Linked DNA regions of Homo sapiens: all the other regions are linked to region 1. A link is a loop called in an ENCODE intact Hi-C map of the cell type or tissue named here. Cell type or tissue: endothelial cell of umbilical vein. All regions are shown on one strand.

Evidence for each region. Peaks named below come from ENCODE experiments on the same cell type or tissue, not always from the same donor. Only the 100,000 strongest peaks of a DNase experiment are listed, where the experiment ranks them.
Region 2: it touches region 1 in a loop (4-fold over the local background); 6 of 110 quality-filtered maps call a loop at or near these places.
Region 3: it touches region 1 in a loop (3-fold over the local background); 37 of 110 quality-filtered maps call a loop at or near these places.

The regions. Positions count from the first base shown.
Region 1 is chr4:157,987,523-157,995,522 of GRCh38, forward strand. It overlaps LOC105377509 (a long non-coding RNA gene), which reads right to left. Exons shown (of 6, transcript XR_007058347.1): 2 at 184-253. Among named protein-coding and RNA genes, the nearest start is that of GASK1B-AS1, 180 kb to the right of the region's middle. RefSeq lists an enhancer at 7,407-7,551 and a cis regulatory region at 7,471-7,488. In endothelial cell of umbilical vein, a CTCF peak has its summit at 4,685 (motif pointing right); DNase peaks (open chromatin) are centred at 4,879 and 7,509; H3K27ac peaks cover 1,443 bases.
Region 2 is chr4:158,113,908-158,121,907 of GRCh38, forward strand. No RefSeq gene overlaps it. Among named protein-coding and RNA genes, the nearest start is that of GASK1B-AS1, 53 kb to the right of the region's middle. In endothelial cell of umbilical vein, no CTCF peak of the experiment used is centred here; no DNase peak of the experiment used is centred here.
Region 3 is chr4:158,621,946-158,629,945 of GRCh38, forward strand. RXFP1 (relaxin family peptide receptor 1) reads left to right here. Exons shown (of 18, transcript NM_021634.4): 10 at 4,875-4,946; 11 at 6,693-6,764. Among named protein-coding and RNA genes, the nearest start is that of C4orf46, 46 kb to the right of the region's middle. In endothelial cell of umbilical vein, a CTCF peak has its summit at 3,149 (motif pointing left); a DNase peak (open chromatin) is centred at 3,126.

The sequences.
Region 1 (8,000 bases):
AAAGTCAAAAATTAGTAGAGTGACTTTCTTAAGCATATGAAATCTGCCCTTGAAAACCATAAAGAGAAAAATCTAGAACTCATCCTGGGATGAGAGTGACATGCACTTCATGGAGTCAAAAAACCTTCTAGGAAGTTTAGAGAAATCTAGTGTTTCACAATTCCAGGTGTCTTATTAACTTACCATAATTCCCTTCGGCAAATCACTTGGCAGTCAGGGTCACTGGCTCTTGAAGCTTGCAGACCAACACTGCCTGAGAAAAAGGGGTGGGAAGAAGACAACATTAAGCAACTCATCCTTGCTATTAGCCCTGCTCTGGTCCCTTGTCTATTGGCCAGTAAGAAAACAATTTCCCTATTCTTCATCCTTTTTGGATACCTATGATAGAATTGAGTCTATACTTTCATTTCCTGTAAGGCTTGAGATGAGCCTGGCTTATATCTGTCCTTTCAGAAACTGGAGTCCTCTTTCTGAACTCCAGGTAGACACTGAGATCCCATTCTCAGCTTTCACTGTTTCTGAAAACTGCTGCTTATGTGCCTTTTTCTTTACCTGAGGAATGCCTAAAGAAGTTTTAGCACAGATCCTGGCACATAGTAGGTATTCAATATTGATTGAAAATTGGTATACAACAAGAAAATATAACAAGGTCTTGGCCTCCAATGCAACTTAGAGTCTAGAAGAGAAAGATAAAAATATAAATACTAAGTGTTACAGATGCTATAATGAAAGAAATAGACTGCAAACCTGTCATTAATAATTTTTTTCTATGAGAGGGATCAAAAAGACTTCTTGGGGGAGTTGAGAAGAATGAGTAAGATTAAATGAAAAGAATAGGTTTTGCCAAGAATAGTGGGAAGACAGGCAGATATTTTCCAAAGACAGTGAGTAAAGTCATTTGTATAAGGAGAATGTACACATTGAAGCATGGTAAAAGATAAGCCTGGAAATCTGAGTAGACCATGAATAGGTCAGAAATTTACTTTTTTAGGCATTAAAAGTATCTGGAGTGTTTTGAGCAGGTAAGTGATCTAATTAGAGTACTATCTTAGAGTTGTTCCCAGGGTGGCAGTTAACAGGACATTTTTTCAATGAAAAAAAATTGAAAGGAGGAAATTAGTTAGGAAACAATTTATTTACCCCAGCAATAAGTGATTAAAGTATGATATAAGTTAATAGCCATAGAATTTAAAAAAAGGAACTAAATTTTGGCAAATTATGTGGGATTAACTTTCACTTCTTACAATACCATAAAATTTCAGTAAAAGAATTTTAAAAATGCATAAAATTACATAAGAAAAACAAGAAGTGGGAACAAAAAAAACTGAGATGCAAAAAAAAACAGGAAGATATCCAGCAGAAAATTAAGGCCAGAGGAAGAAGAAAGATAGTGTCTGCAAGGTGCAAGAGTGGAGAGTCAAGACACTAGTCACTTCATGCCCTGGAATCCAGGGAGGCCTACAAGTTAGAGGCATCATGTTCCTCTGACGGCTGAGGTGTAGTTAGGCAGACAACGTGAAGATTGGTTGCAACTCTCCAAAAGCATTTAGACCTTTGCATATCCTAAAATTCTCTATGAGAAGAGATCAGGTCTAAAATTTTCCCCACTTAACAGAAGAACGAGGTTCAGGTTTTACTCTCTGGAGACTCTTTGAACCCAGAGACACCAAACACAGTCAAGACTCTGCATGAAGGTCTACACATTGAACAGTGAGACCCATATTATACTCTTCCACTTTTCCATCACATAAGCAACCAGCTTCCCTCACAGGAAGAAGGCTGGAGGGTTCATCTCTTTGGAACCACTGGCTTAAGGAAAAACTCTTGACATTTGGGGAAAGAGTATCCTTGAGAAAACAACTGTGTTTCTATCTAATTATCCTACAGAAAAGCACACTGCTCAACAAGCCCTGAAATTAACACAAAGCTTCTAATATATTTATAGGGTTTTACTCTTAAATGGCAAATAACAGCCAAGGATGAGGAAAGTCATATCACTAACTCAAACACAGAAGCCCAACAAAGAGAACGAGCAACGCAGAAGACCTGAGGCAAGGCAGGAACTAGGAGAAAGAATGCAAAGAAACTCTATAATCAATCGCCTTAAAGAGATACAAGTCGCCTTAAAGAGATAAAAATTTACGGATAATATATCCATAAATTAGAATATTTAGACTATTATTTTAAAATGACGGAGGAGCATTCAAACAATAAAAGCTCCTAGAAAATAAAATATGATTAAAATAAAGATGACAGACTCTTCCAGAAAGCATAGCAAAAATACAAAATGAAAAATAGGTAAGACTAGATAAAATTTTAGAGGTTTGTTACTAAAGTTCAAACAGTCAAATAAGAGCCTCAGAAAAAGACAAAGAAGAAAATGAAAGGAAATAAACTATACAGAAAGAAACAAAAAAACATCTAGGATCGAAATGTCTGGATTTACACATGGAAAGGGCGGATTAGTATCTACCACAATGAATGAAAAGATAATTCATAGCAAAGCACAGTACTGTAAAATTTCAGGGAATTGAGATACAGAGAAAAACAGGCAATTGGAAGCAGAAAGAAAATTGAATTTCATGCCTTCAACATTTTGTGAATAATAATTTTCAACATAGAATTCTGAACCCAGACAAACTACCAATCAAATGAGAAGGTAGAAACAAACATTTTTAATTTTTCACATACACAAGTTCTAAACAAAATTACCTCTCATATACTTCTGCTCAAGAAATTACAAGAAGATAATCCTTATTAAGAATCAAAGAATAGGCCAGGCATGATGGCTCATGCCTGTAATCCCAGCACTTTGGGAGGCCGAGGCGGGTGGATCACGAGGTCAGGAGTTCGTGACCCGCCTGACCAACATGGTGAAACCCCATCTCTACTAAAAACACAAAAATTACCCAGGCGTGGTGGCATGTGCCTGTAATCCCAGCTACTCAGTAGGCTGAGGCAGGAGAATCACTTGAACCCAGGAGGCAGAGGTTGCTGTGAGCCAAGATTGTGCCACTGCACTCCAGCCTGGGCGACAGAGTGAGACTCTCTGTCTCAAAAAAAAGAAAGAAAGAAAAAAAGAAAGAAAGAAAAAGAAAGAAAGGTTTTGAACTCAGTAATCTCTACCTTTCTTCCATCTTGTTTGAGACAAATTTACGCTTGTGTTGGTATTAACCGTGGAACAACCAAGTGACTTATATGCAGGAGACTGCTGGAAATGTCGAACCCAAGTTGAGACAAGCAGTCAGTGCTGGAGAGGCTGACTGTAGAGGTATCTACAAGGAGATATGCACACAGCTGGAGAGAGTAAGATCTCCAAAGCACAACACATAGAGACAGAAATGGAAAGTTAGGACTAAACTTCAGGCAATGCCCACCTTAGGGGAAAACTAGAATAGTGAATGTGTGAGTTTAAAAATACCTGTATAACAGGACAGATAGCTATTCATACATTTGGCTTTGGAAGAGTATGAAGGGTTTGATTGTCTTATGAATTCAAAAATCACCTTTGAATTTAAACAATTAGGAAATTTTGATAGTAAAGCAAATTAAAATAAAATATTTGGAATTCTAAGGAGTTATACAAAAGATAAGCTTTTATCCCCCTTTCCCTAAAATAACTATAGTTATCATGTTACAGATGTTACCATTTAGGGCATCTATGTGAATAAAGATGGGATTTTTATTTTTCACCTTTAGAAAAGTGGCAGTGATTGAAATCTCGCCTGAAACCATGAATTTTTCATAATAGCCAGGTGGCTATTCAGCCAAGCACTCTAACTCTATAAGCCCCAGCTGCGATCCAAGCAAGGTTAAATGAAAATAATACTTGACAATATTTCACCAAGCCGTATCATTCATGCACATGCCACATCCTTTAATTTATTTTTCATGCATAATTATTCATCCATACAGAAAAAACAAATCAGTAAACACACGAAATACAAATCCAGTTTTCATTTACAAGTAGTAAAACCCCTTCTGAATTTTGTTGTTCTTCGCTTTTGCATACTAACCACTATTTTATAGTAATAAATTCTGTATTCCAAATGGTTAAAAGCATTATAATTTACAGGATAAATCCTGTATTCTATATGGTTGAAAGTTGAAAACATACAGGTTATTATATAACTTGTATATTTTCTATTTTTAATGGCAACAAGAGGACATACAATTTTACACAAACACCTGTAAGTGTATGTATACATGCACACACTTTTTAAAGCATTTCTCAACTTTAGGCCATATGATGCATTCCTAATTTTGTATTATCATTTATATCAAACTTATTAACAACTTAGTAAAAATAGTTGCATTTATTTTAATTTATATTTTTTCATTACTTTCTTGGGTAGTTATTATACCCAACATGGCATTAGTTGGCTTAAAGATGTGAAATTTACATGATTTCATCAAGTATTGTGTTTTCCCCATCCAAAATATTCTGTCAAATCACACTTTCAGCACTACTATTTTAATAACTTGGAATAGTGTTTCTCTCTTCAACTATTTCATCCATCATGGTGAGTAATCCAACCAACTTATTTCTTGAGACCAGTGGGTTAACCTTGAGGCAAGGTTAGTATTTTTACCTAAACATTAGAAATCTTTAAATATTTGTTTCTCATAAATATTTAATTCAGCACAATAATTACAATATTAATTAGACGTAGACTACGTAGATTTCAACAGGAGAAATGTAGTAATGTGAGTCACTAGGGGGCAGCAAAGATCAGAGAAAAGGCATGAATTCAAATGCTGATTCTTAATCCAAGTTAATAAAAACATTGAGCGTTCTAGAGATACCAAAGGGCCAGCGCTTTCCCTAAATGTTTCTCTGAATCTTATAGTCTTATCTATACATCATCTTGGAACAAAAACCTGCACTATTCTGCCACCTTTTAGAAAATTGACTGCCACTTCAATTTTTATCAGCAAACAATGAACATTTTAAGGCTTTCTCAAAAATGAAAACTGCGTAACTTCCTGACAATTACGGTAGTTCCAATTTTTTAAGAAAGTTATGAAATAGGTCATTTAGACTTTCTGTGGGATTTCTGCTTCTCCAAAAAGACCAGATGTTTCCTCATGATTTTTGTTTCCCCATCTTGAGCAGTACAAATGAAACAGATTTATAACTTTTTAAATACAGTGTTATTTTCTGAGTCTTTAGGAAACACACAAGTGTTTATAAAGGCAAAAATATTGCATCAATTATACTTTCAATGGCCATTACTACTAATAGAAATTACTTTAAAATATTTTAAAAACCGGTTAATAGGAAAACTCAATCATCTACCTTTTCCTTTTTGAATTCTCAACTTATTATATATACATGTTTACAAGTTTATTAAATGAACATCCATTATTTTAATATCAGAAGGGAGTCTAAACTTATTTTTAAAAGTTACTTATGAGCAATATATCCTACTTTTGCTGGGCCTTTTAAAATTCATAATAAAATGCATTGAAAGTCCTGATTCTGTTAGCATTCGTTCTGGTGGGTTTCCGGATCTAAGGAAACATCAAATTTTACAGGGGTTATTTGGAAATAAAACCCACAGAGCAACACAATACTAGAGTTGTGAACTAACAAAATAAAAGAGTTTGTTTATCATGTCACTGTTCTAATATTGACCTTGACCATGTGATGTTGACTTTATTTATTGCCTATTGAACATTCTTGCAAGATTATAGTTTGTTTCCTTGGAGCTTAGAAATTAAAGGAGAAACAAAGGGTACTTATTAAACAAGAAGATGTGCTTGAAGCTGAGAAGTAGCTGGTCCATTTGGGAATTGATAAAAACATAAAAATGTTAAAGTAAAGACCCCTCCATATCATTACAAGTTTCCCATTTATCTGTAGAAGGAAAAAGATATTGGTTTGAAGTTTTAAGAAGACATAAAATAAAACAGATAAAAAGAAGGTAAAATGCCTGAAAACCCCTCTTTATTATGACTACAAAGCTTTACATTTTAACCTAAATGCTAACGACTTAACCTATAACCAAATAGTTGAATGTTTCTACCAGTGTTCAAATACTTTGAAGTACCTCAAGGTCAATGTATTTAAAGCTAACTCATGGCCTTCTCATCTAAAGCTGCTCATCCTCTTATTTTCTCAGCAAAATGTGGGGATTCCACATCTCATCACTTCACCCAAGTGAAGTAACCAAAAAGCGTCCTTGACTGTATCCTCTCCTGCATGTCCTCAAATCAACTAATTTACCTTATATTTATTTTATAGATATTTCTCAGATCCTTTGTCACTTTACAGACCTATAGTAACTTAACTGAACTCTACCCTGAATCTCTCAAAAGCATTACCTATACTATCAGAACGCTTTCACAGATGCCATTATCTCACTCCATTGTCCAAATACCTGCAATAAGTCTCCATTCATCTATACAATAGAGTCCAAATGTCCTAATATGGCATAAAAATAGCCATTACTATTGCATTTAAAGCAAATTCTTGACAAATATTTGTTGACTCCAAAAGAATCCAATATTCAATATTTCTACATTTAGACAGGGTGTTGGCACAAAACCAGAATATTTTTGGGGTGATATCAAAATATTTAAAGTGAGAAAATTAAATACATGTGTATGTATATATGTAATAGATATTAAAAATACCTTAAACTGCCAGGCATGGTGGCCACGTCTGTAGTCCCAGAACTTTGGGAGGCCTAGACAAGGATCACTTGAGGTCAGGAGTTCGAAACCAGCCTAACCAACATGGTAAAATCCCGTCTCTACTAAAAATAGAAAAATTAGCCAGGCATGGTGGCTTGCACCTGTAGTCCCAGCTACTTGGGAGGCTGAGGCAAGAGGATTGCTTGAACCCAGGAGGTGGAGGTTGCAGTGAGCCAAGATTTAGCTTCTGCACTTCAGCCTGGGTGACAGAGGAAGACTCCACCTCAAAAAAATAAAAAATAAATGTAAATAAAAATACATTAAACTGACATATAAATCTGTTTTTTAATTTCATCATGGCTTTATGTATTTGTCATATATATGTATATATGTGTATGTCTTGTGTATATATCACATACATATATGTATATATGTGTGTCCTGTGTGTGTTCGTATATAAATATATATATTTGTATATATATATTTGTATATATATGTATATATATTTGTATATATATTTATATATATATATACACACACGTCAGTTTAATATATTCTTCAGCTTTAGAGGAAAATCTAGCAAAAACAAGCAAAGTAGGCAGTAGTTAGGACAGAGATTGATGAAACAAATATTGTTTACATTTTTGCCAGAAGCAATGTAGAGAACAATGAAAGTGTTTTGGAGATTTGTAGATTTAAACCCAACAGTATAGGCCAAAGACAGTATTTCAGTTTCTTAATTGCATTCCTTTTTTCTCACATTTCTCTTTCAAAAAACTGAAATCCTTGAGACTTTTGTAAACAAGGAACAGTCATGGCTGGGCATTTCCTCTGAAGAAAAGAGATAAAGCCAAACAAAGGCACTTTGATCTTCTGTTTGTGCTTGGTAAACTACCAGTCTTACGAAAGACCTTTCGTTTGTTCATTCGTCTCCCTCATGTGTCTGAATGCCCATAGAAAATGTTTACAGAGCAAAACAGCTCATTTCTTATTCCAGAAAAATCAAGCTGTTGCAACTGGTGGAGATTAATTAAAACGGCATGAGCGTGGCAAGCCAGGAAAGAGCAAAGCCAAATAAACGAATCTTTCATTACATCTTTAAAAATTATGAAGGAAAGAGATCATCTACTTATCTCTTGGTAGATCCTGAATATATATTCTGAATATATATTTTATATTTATATATGTATATATACATACCTTGCTTGGTTTTCAATTTGTATATGAGTAAATTCTTAATGATAGAGTGGCCTTCCTTTGGCCTAACCATAAAGCACTTTCCATTTCTGCTATTTGATTCATAAAACAAGAAAGAACAACCTTAGTTCTCTCTTTCCATTTGATAATTTGGTACCATATTT
Region 2 (8,000 bases), 130 kb after region 1:
CTTAGAATGGTTAGTAAATTACCTTTGAATCTTAAAATATGTAATGGTCCACAATTATGTACAAAAACACTTCAGAATTAGTCCCATCCTACTTCATTCCTTGATTATTTCATGCCTATGTAACTCCTAGAACTTTCTAAATTACTTCCCATGTCTTCCTTATTCCTTTCCACAACATACACACCAATCTACTCTAACAAATATCTTCATCACATGGCTGCCTTTTTAAAGAATTTATAATAACCTCTCAATAAAACAAAATAGGAAAAAGAGCAAAACATTATTTGTTGCAAATCACTGAAATAAATAAAGAGGATGAAACTATGGGAAAGAATGCTGCATTTAGCATAAAACTGGTAAAATGACTACTACCAAAAATAGAGCCTAGGAGAAATAGCAGCTATATATAGTAGCATTTACGCCAATTGGAGGAGAACCAAAACAACTATGCATATTTCCCAGGTAATAAGCAATGTGTAGCTTTTTTGTTTTTAATTGGGTTCTAAGATACCTAAGAAGGATCTTTTATTTGGTCTTTCAAAGACTGGAGATGGGAGGAAGGGGGTGCATATTTGTGGGGGTCTAGTTCTGCAGCATGGAAAAGCACAGGAGGAGGGCTGACTTAGTGTCTCTAAAGATACTCTGTCTCATTGTTCTGAGAACAAAGCCCTAACCTAGTATCTAGAGATGCTGTCTTATTATTGCGAGAACAAAGCCCTAACCTAGTACCTAGAGATACTCTGTCTTATTATTCTGAGAACAAAGCCCTAACCTAGATATGCTGCCTGGTAGGTAGGGAGGGAAGTCAGAAGACAAGAACAAAACAGTAACTGCTGCTGAGCACAGAAAATGCATAGTATATCCCACACAAAAGTACAGAGCAATACCTGTGCTCTAGAGCAGCATTGGTCAACAGACATTCTACAGTGATGGAAATCTGTATCTTGATGCTGATATGGTAATGCAGTATTCAATGTCAATTAATTTAAATTCAATTCCAAAAACTTTAATTTCTCTGAAAACCTAGATCAAAACAAATATGAAAAATTTATAGCAAACAAATCACTGAAAGATGAAAACTGAGCTGGAAAAGCAGAAAAGAGACTTGAAGATAATAAAGTAATTGGAAGAATTAAAACTAATTAGAAGCAGTAAGAAGTAGAATAGATATTGCTGAAATAGAATGAGGTATATAAAGAAAACACTTGAGGAAATAGTACATATAATAAAGAAAAAATAAAGAAAAGGAAGCAAAGAAGGAAAATAAAATTGATTTGAAAGCAGATTCCATACACACATCATAAGTTTTTCTTAACCTGAAAATAGAACAAACAAAACCAAAAATATGTTCAAATATATATTGTAAAATCTTCCTAAAATAAAGTAAAATGTAAATATGTCGATAGCATATTTTGTTTCAGGAAAATACAATACAGAATGACCAACTTTAAGATGAGTCCTGAGAACGTATTCCTCAAAGAATATATGAAGGAAAAATAAATCCAAAAAAAAAAGAAAAAAAATCAAGAAAGAATTCAATGAGCCTTAAAATTGGAAAGCAAATCACCTAAAAGTTAGAGGGAAAAAAAACAGAGTTGCCTCAGAAATCTTATCACAATGTTCAATGTCAGATGACAGTGCTAGAATATGTCTACAGACTTTCAAGGGAAAAAATAAGAACTCCAGATTTTATATCAGCCAGATCATTGTTTACATACATAAACATAACAGAGTGAGATTCACAAATGAACAAAGCTCAGTGAAGATGGAACTTATGAGTAGGTATGTAAAAATTGCTTGATAATGAAGCCAGTCAAAAATGAAATGAATGAAATAAAATAAAAACATCAGGAAGGAAGAAGTTGTAATTGATGGTGGGCATGAAATCCATTCAAATATAGAACTAATGCACCTGTGACAGAGTAGGAAACAGAAGGTAAATATTAAGGATAGTAACAATGTAAGAATGATGGTAAATTTTTTAAAAGTTAATTTGTGAATGGAGGAAGTAGGGGAAAAATCTAAGAGCACAAACTTTTTAATCTGTCATAGGAAGAATAATGATATACTTTCTAAAATTGATGAATAAACAAAGAAATTTCTTTAGAAATAAATTATAGATTTTCTGTTCATTGTAAGTATCAGAAGAATGATCCATTTAGATTAAGCATTAGCTAAAAGGTGAATTATAAAAGGATACTCAGTCATTTCACAGAAACCAAGAACTAGGAGGAAACTTTAAAGCAACTAACAAAGAAATCAAAAGCCACAAGATTCCTTTCACATCAGATCTTCCTTGGGTATCTGTTTCCATATTTCTTCTCTCTTTCTCTACCTACAATTAAGTTTCTCCAGCTCACATAGAAGAAATCATGGCTAAAATCACTGGAAGATTATACATTATTACTTTAGTCTTTGGTCCTGGTTTCTTTTCCTCATTTTCAGTTCTAATATTCTAAGGGACTTATAGGTTATAATGTTAAGTGAAATAAGCCAGGCACAGAAAGACAATATCACATGTTCTCACCATATGCAGGACTTAAAAGTTATTTCATGGAGGTAGAGAGTAGAATAATGATTACCAGAGCACTGGGAAGTATATGGCGGGGGTGGGGAATGGGAGGGATGAAGAGAGGTTGGCTAATGAGTACAAACATACAGTTAGATAGAAGGTGTAAGTTCTAATGTTTGATAGCAGGGTAAGGTGACTATATTTATCAATACACTTTTAATTTATTACATATTTCAAAATAGCTAGAGAGAAGATTTAAAATGTTTCCAACACAAAGGAATGATAAATGTTTCCAGCCATGCATATCTTAATAACTCTGATTTGATCATTACACATTGTGTGTATATATCAAAATATCATACATACCTCATAAATATGCACAATTATTATGTATCAATTTTTAAAAAGAAAAAATTTCACCATTATAATAAAATAAAATTCTGAGGGAAGTATTCAGATTGGCCCACTTAGGTCAGGTGTTCAATTTTGAACCAATGAATTATGACATGAAACAGAGCTGAAAAAGAAGATTGTGATTTGCCCAGCTTAAGTCATATGTACATCACAGGACCTATTCACTATGGCCTGGAATCCAGGGCAGACGTGAGATTAGGGTGGACTGGGGTGGAAGGTTCCCAAAAGTAAAAGGTTATTGGAAAAACAATAATAAGTTTAAGTTGTGCTGTCTCAGATATAATGAGAGGTGCCACGTGTAGCTTTCACCATACACTGCAGTTAACATTATTCACCAGATATTTCTAGTGTCTTTCCTTTTCCGGCTACTTTTGTCCAGTGAGTTGTGTGTGGAAGTGAAAGGCCCTTCAGAACTTTGTCCCGCTCAGGCACAGAGATGGAAGCATTCAGGCTGTTCCATCAGCCCGGGTTTCTGGGAAAAGGGAGCTTTGAGAAAGCCACGTGAAGCTCAGGAGGAAGAAATATCTTGGGCTCTGAAATAAATTGTTTAGGTGAAGAAGAAATGTTTGAGGTCATGGATATCTTAATAACCCTGATTTATTCATTACAAATACATTACATTGTATGTATGTATCAAAATATCACATGTACATCAATATGGAAAAGTATTATGCATCAATAAAAAGAAAAAAGGCTACCATTTTAATAAAATAGAATAAAATTCTACAAAGAGTAAAACTCTCCTGCCAATCTGTGATGGACATGTGCTATGAGAAATCTCCCTTTGTGTTTTAAGCCACTGAGATTTAATGGCATTTTGTTACCATAGCTTTACTTAACCTACCCTGACTGACACTGTGACTGCACTGCTCCATGGTGGCTGACTATATCATGGCTAAAACAATTCCACTCTAGTGCATTTTGCTATTCTTTCTCCTCTATTGCTGGTAGGGAAAAACCTACTTTCCATTTCTTTGTTCCTCTTTCAGAGGAGGCTCCCACAAGGTTCCTGAGGGGAATCAGCTTCTTTACAGTCCAGGTTATCTTCTTAAAGAATACAGATACTGAGTCCTGGGACACAGGATGGAAAACACAGATTTGCAAGCACTCTTATCTGCAACAACAACCCATTTTAAAATTTTCACCCTGATACTTAATTTATTATATGCTCCCAGATTTATTCTTCACCTCTACATTTTATTTCAGAGCTCAAGATGCTTCTTCCTTCTGACTCTCATGTGGCTTTGCTCAAGCATCCTTTGTTCCAAACCATCAGACCTCCTAGGGCTATTACCAATGTCATACAATGTGGCCATAAATTACAATACAAGGAATTTGACAGAGAAAATCTTCATAAATGAAATGTGAGAAAACCAAAAAATGGTGAAAGTGTTACCCTTTATAAAGGACTATCAATGGGCTAAAGCAGTGGTTCTCAACTGGGAAATGATTGTGCCTCCCAGAGACATTGTGCAATGTCTAGAGAATTCTTTGCTGTCACACCTATAGGGGCTGCTACTGGCATCTAATGGGTAGAGTCCAGGGATGCTACTGAACATCTTGCAATCCACAGGTCAGCTACCCGTGACAAAGAATTATCTGACTCAAAAGGTCCCCAGTTCTGGGATTTAGAAAACCCAGGCTAGCCAGAACTTCCAACACTATGTTGAATAGGAGTGGTGAGAGAGGGCATCCCTGTCTTGTACCAGTTTTCAAAGGGAATGCTTCCAGTTTTTGCCCATTCAGTATGATATTGGCTGTGGGTTTGTCACAGATAGCTCTTATTATTTTGAGATACGTCCCATCAATACCTAATTTATTGAGAGTTTTTAGCATGAAGGGTTGTTGAATTTTGTCAAAGGCCTTTTCTGCATCTATGGAGATAATCATGTGGTTTTTGTCATTGATTCTGTTTATATGCTGGATTACGTTGATTGATTTGCATATGTTGAACCAGGCTTGCATCCCAGGGATTAAGCCCACTTGATCATGGTGGATAAGTTTTTTGATGTGCTGCTGGATTTGGTTTGCCAGTATTTTATTGAGGATTTTTGCATCGATGTTCATCAGGGATATTGGTCTAAAATTCTCTTTTATGTGTGTGTGTGTCTCTGCCAGGCTTTGGTATCAGGATGATGCTGACCTCATAAAATGAGTTAGGGAGGATTCCCTCTTTTTCTATTGATTGAAATAGTATCAGAAGGAATGGTACCAGCTCCTCTTTGTACCTCTGGTAGAATTCGGCTGTGAATCCATCTGGTCCTGGACTTTTTTTGGTTGGTAAGCTATTAATTATTGCCTCAATTTCAGAGCCTGTTATTGGTCTATTCAGAGATTCAACTTCTTCCTGGTTTAGTCTTGGGGGGGTGTATGTGTCGAGGAATTTATCCATTTCTTCTAGATTTTCTAGTTTATTTGCGTAGAGGTGTTTATAGTATTCTCTGATGGTAGTTTGTATTTCTGTGGGATCGGTGGTGATATCCCCTTTATCATTTTTATTGCATCTATTTGATTCTTCTCTCTTTTCTTCTTTATTAGTCTTGCTAGCGGTCTATCAATTTATGCAGCCAAAAGACACATGAAAAAATGCTCATCATCACTGGCCATCAGAGAAACGCAAATCAAAACCACAATGAGATACCATCTCACAGCAGTTAGAATGGCGATCATTAAAAAGTCAGGAAACAACAGGTGCTGGAGAGGATGTGGAGAAATAGGAACATTTTTACACTGTTGGTGGTACTGTAAACTAGTTCAACCCTTGTGGAAGTCAGTATGGCGATTCCTCAGGGATCTAGAAGTAGAAATACCATTTGACCCAGCCATCCCATTACTGGGTATATACTGAAAGGATTATAAATCATGCTGCTATAAAGACACATGCACACGTATGTTTATTGCAGCACTATTCACAATAGCAAAGACTTGGAACCAAGTCAAATGTCCAACAATGATAGACTGGATTAAGAAAATGTGGCAATATATACCATGGAATACTATGCAGCCATAAAAAATGATGAGTTCACGTCCTTTGTAGGGACATGGATGAAGCTGGAAACCATCATTCTCAGCAAACTATCGCAAGGTCAAAAAACCAAACACCACATGTTCTCACTCATAGGTGGGAATTGAACAATGAGAACACATGGACACAGGAAGGGGAACATCACACACTGGGGCCTGTTGTGGGGCAGGGGGAGTGGGGAGGGATGGCATTTGGAGATATACCTAATGCTAAATGACGAGTTACTGGGTGCAGCACAACAACATGGCGCATGTATACATATGTAACTAACCTGCACGTTGTGCACATGTACCCTAAAACTTAAAGTATAATAAAATAAATAAAAAGAAAACCCAGGCTAAAGTCAGGTTTTAATTAGAAATTTGTCCTTAATTAGGAATTTGCTTCTCTGGATGCTGCCACATCCCTCCTCTCTAAACATAACATATTCTTTCTGTCTGAGATAAAACTTTTGGTATCACAAGCAACAAAGGAATACTAACAGCAATACTCAATAAGAACAGCAAATAGCATTGCCATAATAGCCACCAAAACTCCTGGGAAAGTCATAACTGTCATTTGTTACCTGATTAAAAGAGAAGAAAATTGACTCCCTCCTAGGAGGAGCTACAGATTATTTGCTCATTCTCTTTCAAAAGAACTGAATCTTGCAAGTTTAATAATAATGTATTCTCAGAAAGTTAGAGGGAATATCTGGATCATAGTTGTTTCTTTTTTCTTTTCTTTCCTTTTTATTATACTTTAAGTTGTGGGATACATGTGCAGAACGTGCAGGTTTGTTATACACGTGCCATGGGTTTGCTGCACCCATCAACCCGTCATCTACATTAGGTATTTCTCCTAATGCTATCCCTCCCCTAGCCCCAACCCCTCCACAGGCCCTGGTGTGTGATGTTCCCCTCCCTGTGTCCATGTGTTCTCATTGTTCAACTCCCACTTATGAGTGAGAACATGTGGTGTTTGGTTTTCTGTTCTTGTGTTAGTTTGCTGAGAATGATGGGGTTTTTTAATACTCTTGAGAGCCTGAAATGAGTGTACAGAACAAAATATCTTGTTCTTCTAAACAGAAGCAGAGCCAATAACATAGGGTACTTTATAAACCAAATAGCGTCTGGTGTCCTGAAGCTAAAGAAACTGTCGGCACTTCTTGCAGAATCGCAGCTGTTTCAGTCTTATTCAGTGACTTGTCCCACTCTCTGCAGTCCAGTTTGCCTTTCGAAATATAGCACAGCTGGCTATTCTGCAGCAATGATTAAAGCCACTGACAAGAGTTTTTTTTTTATTTGTTAGCTCTTTGTCTCAAAAGCTTTAGAAATCTTGACAAGTACTCTTACAAAATACAGATAACTTTCTTAAAAGAAGACACAGATTTCTTAATATACACATGACTGTGCATATTTTTATCAACAAACTAAATACACTTTGGAGTCATGAGGATAAAATGGTACCTTTCTAAGATGAAAAAAAATGTTGAACAAATTTAACCACATGCAATGCCGTTTTAAGAAAGGAATCCTGTGACTTCATTGGCTTACCATGTGCATTTTTAGGTTGCAAAACAGTCTGCCAGCAACCCTTCTTAGTCAGACCTTTCTTACAGCAAAGCCCTATCCCGGAGGACTACAGAGCTTAAAAATCGGTGAAGATGTCATATTTTGACATAAGACAGCTGTGTGTAAATTGGAAGTGGGGCAAAAGATGACAGGAGCATAGACACTTCAAACTCCTCTAACAGGCCAAAATAACAGTAAGAAATGGTTACAGTTCTTTGCATAAATGTCAAGGAAATAATTCCTTTAGGAAAAATTCATTCATTTGTTTAGGAAATTGTTTAATAAAAAGCAGGAGCATTATGGTGATGCCCAGAAAACCACTGGCAGTAAATCATTCAACATTGACTATATTTCTCCCATACTCCAAAACACAATTTTTTTATTATACTTTAAGTTCTGGGATACATGTGCAGAACGTGCAGGTTTGTTACATAGGTATACACGTGCCATGGTGGTTTGCTGCACCCATCAACCCGTCATCTACATTAGGTATTTC
Region 3 (8,000 bases), 630 kb after region 1:
TTCTTGTGCACTGTGGATGAGAATGTAAATTAGTACAGCTATTATGGAAAACATATGGAGCTTCCTCTAAAAATTAAAAATAGGACCAGGTGCGGTGGCTTACGCCTGTAATCCCAACACTGTGGGTGGCAGAGGTGGGTGGATCACTTGAGGTCAGGAGTTCGAGGCCAGCCTGGCCAACATGATGAAACCCCATCTCTACTAAAAATACGAAAATTAGCCGGGCATGGTGGCAGGCACCTGTAATCCCAGCTACACAAGAAGCTGAGGCAGGAGAGTCACTTGAACCCGGGAGGCGGAGGTTGCAGTGAGCCAAGATCACACCCCTGCACTCCAGCCTGGGCGACAGAGCAAGACTCCATCTCAAATAAAAAAAAAAATTAAAAATAGAACTACCATATGATCCAGCAGTCCCACTTCTGGGTATATATCCAAAGGAAATTCCATTAGTATGTCAAAGAGATATCTTCACTCCAATGTTCATTGCAGCATTAGTCACAATAGCCAAGATATTAGTCAACCTTAGTGTCCAATGACAGTTGAATGGATAAAGAAAATGTGGTAGATATATACAATGGAATACTAGTCAGCCTTAAAACAGAGATCCTGCCATTTTGACAATATGTGTGAACTTAGGGGACATTATGCTGAGTGAAATAAGCCAGAGACAGAAAGAAAAATACTGCGTAATCTCATTTATACGTGGAATTTCTTTTTAAGTTGAACACATAGAAACAGAGTAGAATCGTGGCTATGGGTCATGGCAGGGGGAATGAGGAGATGTAGGTTCAAGGGTACAAAATTACAGTTATGAGATGAATAAGCATACAGATCTAATGTATGGCATGTCTATAGTTTAATAACACTGTATTGTATAGTGGAAATTTGCTAAAAGGGTAGAGTTCAGGCACTCTTACCATAAAAGAAATTAACTATGTAAGGTGATGGGTATGTTAATTTGCTTGGTTGTAGTAATCAGTTTACTATGTACTGTATATCGAAACAGGCTATATACCTTAAGTATACACAGTTTTTAAAAGTATGTCATGTAATTGCAAACAAAAGAAAGCAGGCATCATATATTTTATCTAAGTAGGTGGAATTCTGGCCAATGTGCATTAAACAACACAATGACATTTTAATGCTATAACTGCCAATGTCCAATAAAAGATATCACATTATAAGTCTATACACACCAAAGAAATTAATATAGCAACCAAAACAAAAGAAAATGTAGACATACATAAGCAGTAAGAAATAATCCACCACTGGGTCAGGTGCGGTGGTGCATGCCTGTAATCCCAGTACTTTGGGAGGCCCAGGCGGGTGGATCACCTGAGGTCAGGAGTTTGAGACTAGCCTGACTAACACGGTGAAACCCTGTCTCTACTAAATACAAAAAAAAAAAAAAAAATTAGCCAAGCATGGTGCCTGTAATCCCAGCAAATCAGGAGGCTGAGGCAGGAGAATCACTTGAATCCAGGAAGCAGAAGTTGCAGTGAGCCGAGATTGTGCCATTGCACTCCAGCCTGGGCAACAAGAGTGAAACTCCATCTCAAAAAAAAAAAAAAAAAAAAAAAAGATAATCCACTACTTCTCACTCCATAAAAGATCAAGTAGAACCAAAATAAATAAATAACATAATTAGTAAGTTAATGCTAATCAGTGTATATCAAACTTCAGTGCCCCTTCTCAATAACAGAACTGCTTTCTTTGGGACAGCAACATAACTAGCTAAAATACTACATTCCCACACTTCTCTGCATTCACATATAGGATATGTCTTAAGTTCTGACTAGGGAGGTCGAAGTATTACAGTGTAGAACTTCAGGAAAATCTCCTTAAAGAGAAAGATGCAAGTCCTTTCTTTTCCTTCTTTATCCAGAAAACAAAAAACTGAATATGATGGCTTGAGCTTTAGCAACATCTTGTACCATGAAGACAAGGGCATGTGATCAGTGAATATGAAAGATCCTGGGTTTCTAACAACTTTGTAAAACAACCATATCAGCCCTGAACTGCCCAACTCTAGATTTTTTTTTCCTGGGGGGAAAAAACCCCAACAACTCTGCGTATTTATGCTATTATAGATGGGTCTCTGTTATATGTACGTGCACCTAATCCTAATAGATATGAACTTGAAAGCAAAGAATGCCCAAAGAACATTCACCAAAATTGACCATATATTTTAGGACATAAACATACACAAACCAAACTCAAGAAAACAGATGGAGGGATTAGCCTAAAACAGGAGAAGGGTCATCTCTTCCTCTGAGACTAGAAAGAGACCAGGTGCATATACAGGTAAGTTTACAGATGTCAGGCAGCAAGTCAAGGGCTTTTCCCTTCTTCATCACCTCAGTTTTCTCTGTGAAATAGGAGCCAGAAATGTAAAAGGTAGAGGAGGAAGCAGATAGAGAGTAAGATTTTCATGTTTTGAATGCCACTAAGGGACAAGTTGAGGGAGAATAGACAAGATTATAGTCTTTGTCTTTTGTTATTGTTGTTATTCAGATTGAAGAACCACCAAAGTTTTCATTTTTATCCAATTCTACCAGGTATAAAGGGAAAAATAAAATGGTTAGTCTCAGAGGCTCATTAGATAGGAAGGGTGGTGGTTTAAACACAGTAAAAAATAGAAATAAAAATAAAAAAACCTTCGTTAACTCCATTAAAGCTTGCAGCTAGGGAGCAAGAAACAGATTTTTTGTTGTTATTTTGATTTTGTTGTTGTTTTTGCTTCAGCTAAGAGGTATGCTGCAAACCAGATCCCTGCTTATCAAGGACTAAAACCCCTAACTTTAGGAAGAAAATATACATATTCATATGTATGCTCATATACAGGCCCATAGAAACACATCATACAAATGTGACCCCAAATGTTTTTATTATTAACACAGGAGGGGGGAAAAACAGTAAATAAACAACCCAAGGTTAAAATAAATTCAAAATTAAACTACCAATTTAATCAAATGTCCTAATTTGTGCCCCAATATGTGCCTCTTTTTGATTTTCACAAATTAGTAAATTAGTACTAACAAATATTTTTGCCAGCCTAATAGAAAACAGTTACGTAAGTAACTAAATAGGAACATCAACTCACCTCATTAAGCGCATTTTGTGAGACTTAAGAGAGCATCACCACCTGGTGGTAGATTCAGGGTAATGATTAGCAACCAAATAGAAGGAAATGGCCAGTCCCTGTCACAGATAACATACATTATGAGAGACCAAAAGCCTTGGCCAAAACTAAGACCAAAAAAAGTAGCACTATAAGTGATTAGCTTCCAACTTAATAGAATAACAGAAATTTGGAAGGGTGATCTAGAATCCACATTTAAGATTCTAATACAATATCCCATGTAGTACAAAAATCCTGTCTACAAAACTATAGAGATATGATACATTGTCTGTGCTAAATACCTGTAGTAAAAAGAAACAACTTCTCTGGATATCATAGATTGCTAGATAGGTTTAAGTTGGGTTTAAATTTGAAACTTTTTATGTCCCTCGATCAGTCAATCTAATTTTGCAACCCAATGCAACATAGAAAACCCCTGATATATTCTATAGCCTGACTTCAAATATATCTCTCATTTTGTTTTTGTTTGTTATAAATAACACCCCATATTCTTCAATTGCCTTGATTTCTAGATACCGTACATCCTGGTCTTCCAGATTTTACAGATATATTTGATTTGTCAGCATCTATTTTTAATGCAGCACCTAAAATAAAACTGACTCACATGTTGGCAGTGGAGTATAGGCACTTCTATTAATACTTTCCATGTTTCCTTTCAGATTTTAATAGCTGTATCACACTTCTGCTCACATGTTTTAGTGACAATTATTCCTGAACAGCTTTATGTTACATGGTGACCAGTAAGCTGAGTGTTAGAAGAGGCTGAATAGATTTAAGGGCCGGCATTTACTTTTGAAAGTCTATCCCTAAACCTCAGCTCTCTTCCTCTGCTCTATAAAGTTCCACCATATACTCACTTATGAAAGAAGAGGAACAATAAAAGAGTAACTTCAAGATAACCACGAAGAGACAGTAAAACATAAAAATTTTGATACATTTTTATGCTTAGACCATAAGGAGGTTTATGGTGACATAGGCATCACACAGCAAGGGAGCCCCAGGAGGATTATATTTAGATATCTATATAGATAGATAGATAGATAGATAGATAGATAGATAGATAGATAGATAGATAGATAGATAGATAGATGTAGAGATAGAGATATATGCAGCTCTCTGAATTGGAGATGCAGAACCTAAGGCAGTCTGCTGTTTGCTCTCTGTCTGCGCTGGCCTTTGAGACAATATAAAAAGCAAATAAGGGTATTCCCAATAGTAAAAGATTATTGAGGATTTTTTCTGGGGAGTGATTAGGCTGGAAAGGTAGGAGCTAAATATTGTTTTGGCAGCAGCAGCTTTTGCAACAATAATAGAATCTGATGCAGACTGTAGCAAAATAAAATCACACCACTTAGGGAAATGCCATCGGTAACTTTGGACAAATGTTTCATATGGTTCATTATGAAATATCGGTTAATAAATTAGGTGTTTATCATAACAAATGTTTTCAATTTGACTTCTTGTTCTTTTCAATTTCTCATATACATGCCCGTATGCACTCATGATACAGATGGGACGCAAAACATTTTTACCTTTAACATAGAAAAAAGTGTATAATATAGATATTTATATATATAATTTCAGCTGTAATAGAAATGGCTACAAGTGAGAGTCTATATGAAATAAACAGTATGTAAAGAAAAGATATTTTATTAGAAGGCAAATAATTTTAACCAATTTATTTCTCTCCATGATTAAGATTTAGCTGTATCGTTTTATTTTTATGTTCCAGGGACCTTGAAGGCAACCATATCCATAATTTAAGAAATTTGACTTTTATTTCCTGCAGTAATTTAACTGTTTTGTAAGTAATATGCTATGCTTTTGAAGTAATATTATCTTTTCTTACAAATAAAATTTAAAAACACCCATTTTATGGAAAAAAAATCCCAAAGAACATCAAGAGTCTGTTGTTGGATCTCAGTTTGAGAAACACTAAATTGAAGTCTTAGCCTATAAGAATGTTTATCCTTTGCAAATTATTATGGTATAAATTAAGTTTTTCTTTACAATTGTGAAAAAATAGTTACAATCAAAATGAAAAACAAAATACTGCTGAATGTTCACAACCTTGAGGATGTAATTATGGACATCAAGATAAACCTTGAAGTGTTAATGAGTGTAATTCCTTCTTATGCATCTCTGGCCTATTTTAAATTCACATGGTATTTTCTGTTAAAAGTAAAGGATGTTAGGTCTTCCTTCAGTAAAAAAAAATCCAACTCTCCTATTCACAGCTTATTTTACCAGAATGTTTTTCAAACTATGGATTGCAACTAATAAGTAGGTGATGAAAGTAATATATAGCACAATTTATTATACCCTTGTCAGCATTTTTAAGGGAAACAGAATTTAATTGAATAGATTATATCAGACTGCAATGCAGATAATAAATGTATTGTTTCATGAGCCTTAGGGTGTGTGTGTGTGTGTGTGTGTGTGTGTGTGTGTGTGTGTGTGTGTTTTATGATCCAATATAAAACACATTTTTTACTGTGTGTTACCACAGGAATGATTTGAAAACCATTATCCTAGACTACACAGGACCCCTGTATATAGGCGATACAATAGCTCCCACTGATATTACCATATGTTTTCTCCAATTCCCCCCATTCCAATGGGTTCCAATGAGTTCCAGTTTGAACTCCTCCTGAGTTCAGCAATCTTCAGGTACAGGGTGCTTGATATAAATAATGCAAAATAGTGTATAGTAATTGCCCAAAGGAAACCAAATTGCACCTGAAGGACACAGAACAAATAGATATCTGAAAAACTTAGAATTTCTTTTCTATTGTACTTGTATTTATTTTTTAAGGAAACCTCTGTATTAAGAGATTATTTGTGGATTTCCTCTTGGCAGGTGTTGTGCTTTTAAGGTCCAAGAATATTGGGAAATGGTGGTAATGGTTTGGAGTGCAGTGAGGAAATAAATGGGAAAGGACAATTTGAAGACATGTCATACAATGTTTAAAAAATTAAAAGCCCTTTAAAACTTAGTTCTGAGTTGGTCCTCTAGGCTAGCTGGTAACACATGAGATCAGTGCAGAAATGTCAAGAGTTAAACAGACTGATTCAGCATCCCAAATTAGAGATTCTTCTAAAGGGGTTCAGCTAAGAGTGGACTTCCTTAGGCAGATCCGCCCGAAATCACATCAAGTAACAAATGAGTAGGAGTGCTGTGGTGGGTGGGCTATTTTGTTAGACAGTCATGCTATGCAGACTGAAAAGACAAGTCTAAAACAGCTCCTATGCTCTTGGTTGCAAGATATGCAGTCTGTATTCTCAAAAGTTGGGGTTTTCACCATTTCTCGTGCAAAGCTCTTCCTCCCTATTTCACTTAAAATTTTGAATTTCTATTATTATCATCATCAAAACATTTGAGAAATTTAGGATTAAAATTAAATTGGATAATTTATACTACTTCAAAATGTCTTTATGTGAAAAATGTACTGTATATTCATTATCTTTGTTTCTGCATACCGTTCCTCTCTTTAGTAATTCTTGTCGGTTACCTAAAGAAGTTACAATGTATTTTTCTTTTTACTTTCAGAGTGATGAGGAAAAACAAAATTAATCACTTAAATGAAAATACTTTTGCACCTCTCCAGAAACTGGATGAATTGTAAGTATGACTGAACATATACTGATAAGAATTTTCTTTCTACTGTTTTTTCACACTTGTACTTACATGTGTTTATACATTTAAGAAATATTACTTATCTCCTCTTTCTAAGCATTATTTACATATATACACCTCAAGCCACAAAGGAATTCAGATGGCATACAAAAAATATGGAAAATAAAAATATAAATATTTGAGGAAAGTGGGTTAAAGGAAACACAGCTGTAAAGAAATAATAAAGCCAGTATAAAATTAATAAATAAAATACATTCTACACCACTCTGTTCTACTCCTAAAGAAGGACGGTAAATTTATGGGGGGTTTTTTGTTTTGTTTTTGTTTTTTGTTTTGTTTGTTTTGAGACAGGGTCTCACTCTGTCTCCCAGGCTGGAGTGCAGTGGCATGACCTCGGCTCACTGCAACCTCCGCCTCCCAGGTTCAAGCAAATATCCTGCCTCAGCCTCCTGAGTAGCTGGGATTACAGGTGCATCCCACCATGCCCAGCTAATTTTTGTATTTGTAGTAAAGATGGGGTTTCACCATGCTGGCCAGGCTAGTAAATTTGTTATTATGTTTCCTAAAGGATTAGGATTCAGGGACCATAAGATTAGAAGATACCACTTTGCTGATTTGAAACCAAAGGATAATCTTGTATCCATAAGGAAATTAGACACTACTGTGGATAATATTCCTACCTATAATAATGGAAGAGATAAATTATTTTTATAATGCCCCTTTTTAATGCCAATGACATAATTCTAAAGGGCACTATAACAATTCTATGATGAACCAAAGCCCGTGGTCTAAGTACATTGTAGTTGATTTTCAGAATAAAATAGATGTAGAACAATGGATGAAGTGCTTATCCTTCAGACCATTTTTTTATATTTTAGTGTCAATTTTTTTCTTTTCATTTTTTGTTTGCTTTTTTTCTAGTACCAGGGTGTCACTCTGTTGCCCAAGCTGAAGTGCAATGGTACAATCATAGCTCACCGTAACCTCGAACTCCTTGGACTCAAGTGATCCTCCCACCTCAGCCTCCTGTGTAGCTACGACTATAGCACACCACCATGCCCAGCCAATTTTTTTTTATTTTTTGTAGAGACAGGGTCTCTGTGTTGCTGGGGCTGGCCTAGAACTCCTGGCCTTAAGCAATCCTCCCGCCTCAGCTTCCCATACTTTTGGTATTACAGACTTGAGCCACTGTGCCCAAGTAGTATCCATCTTCTGGAAAGA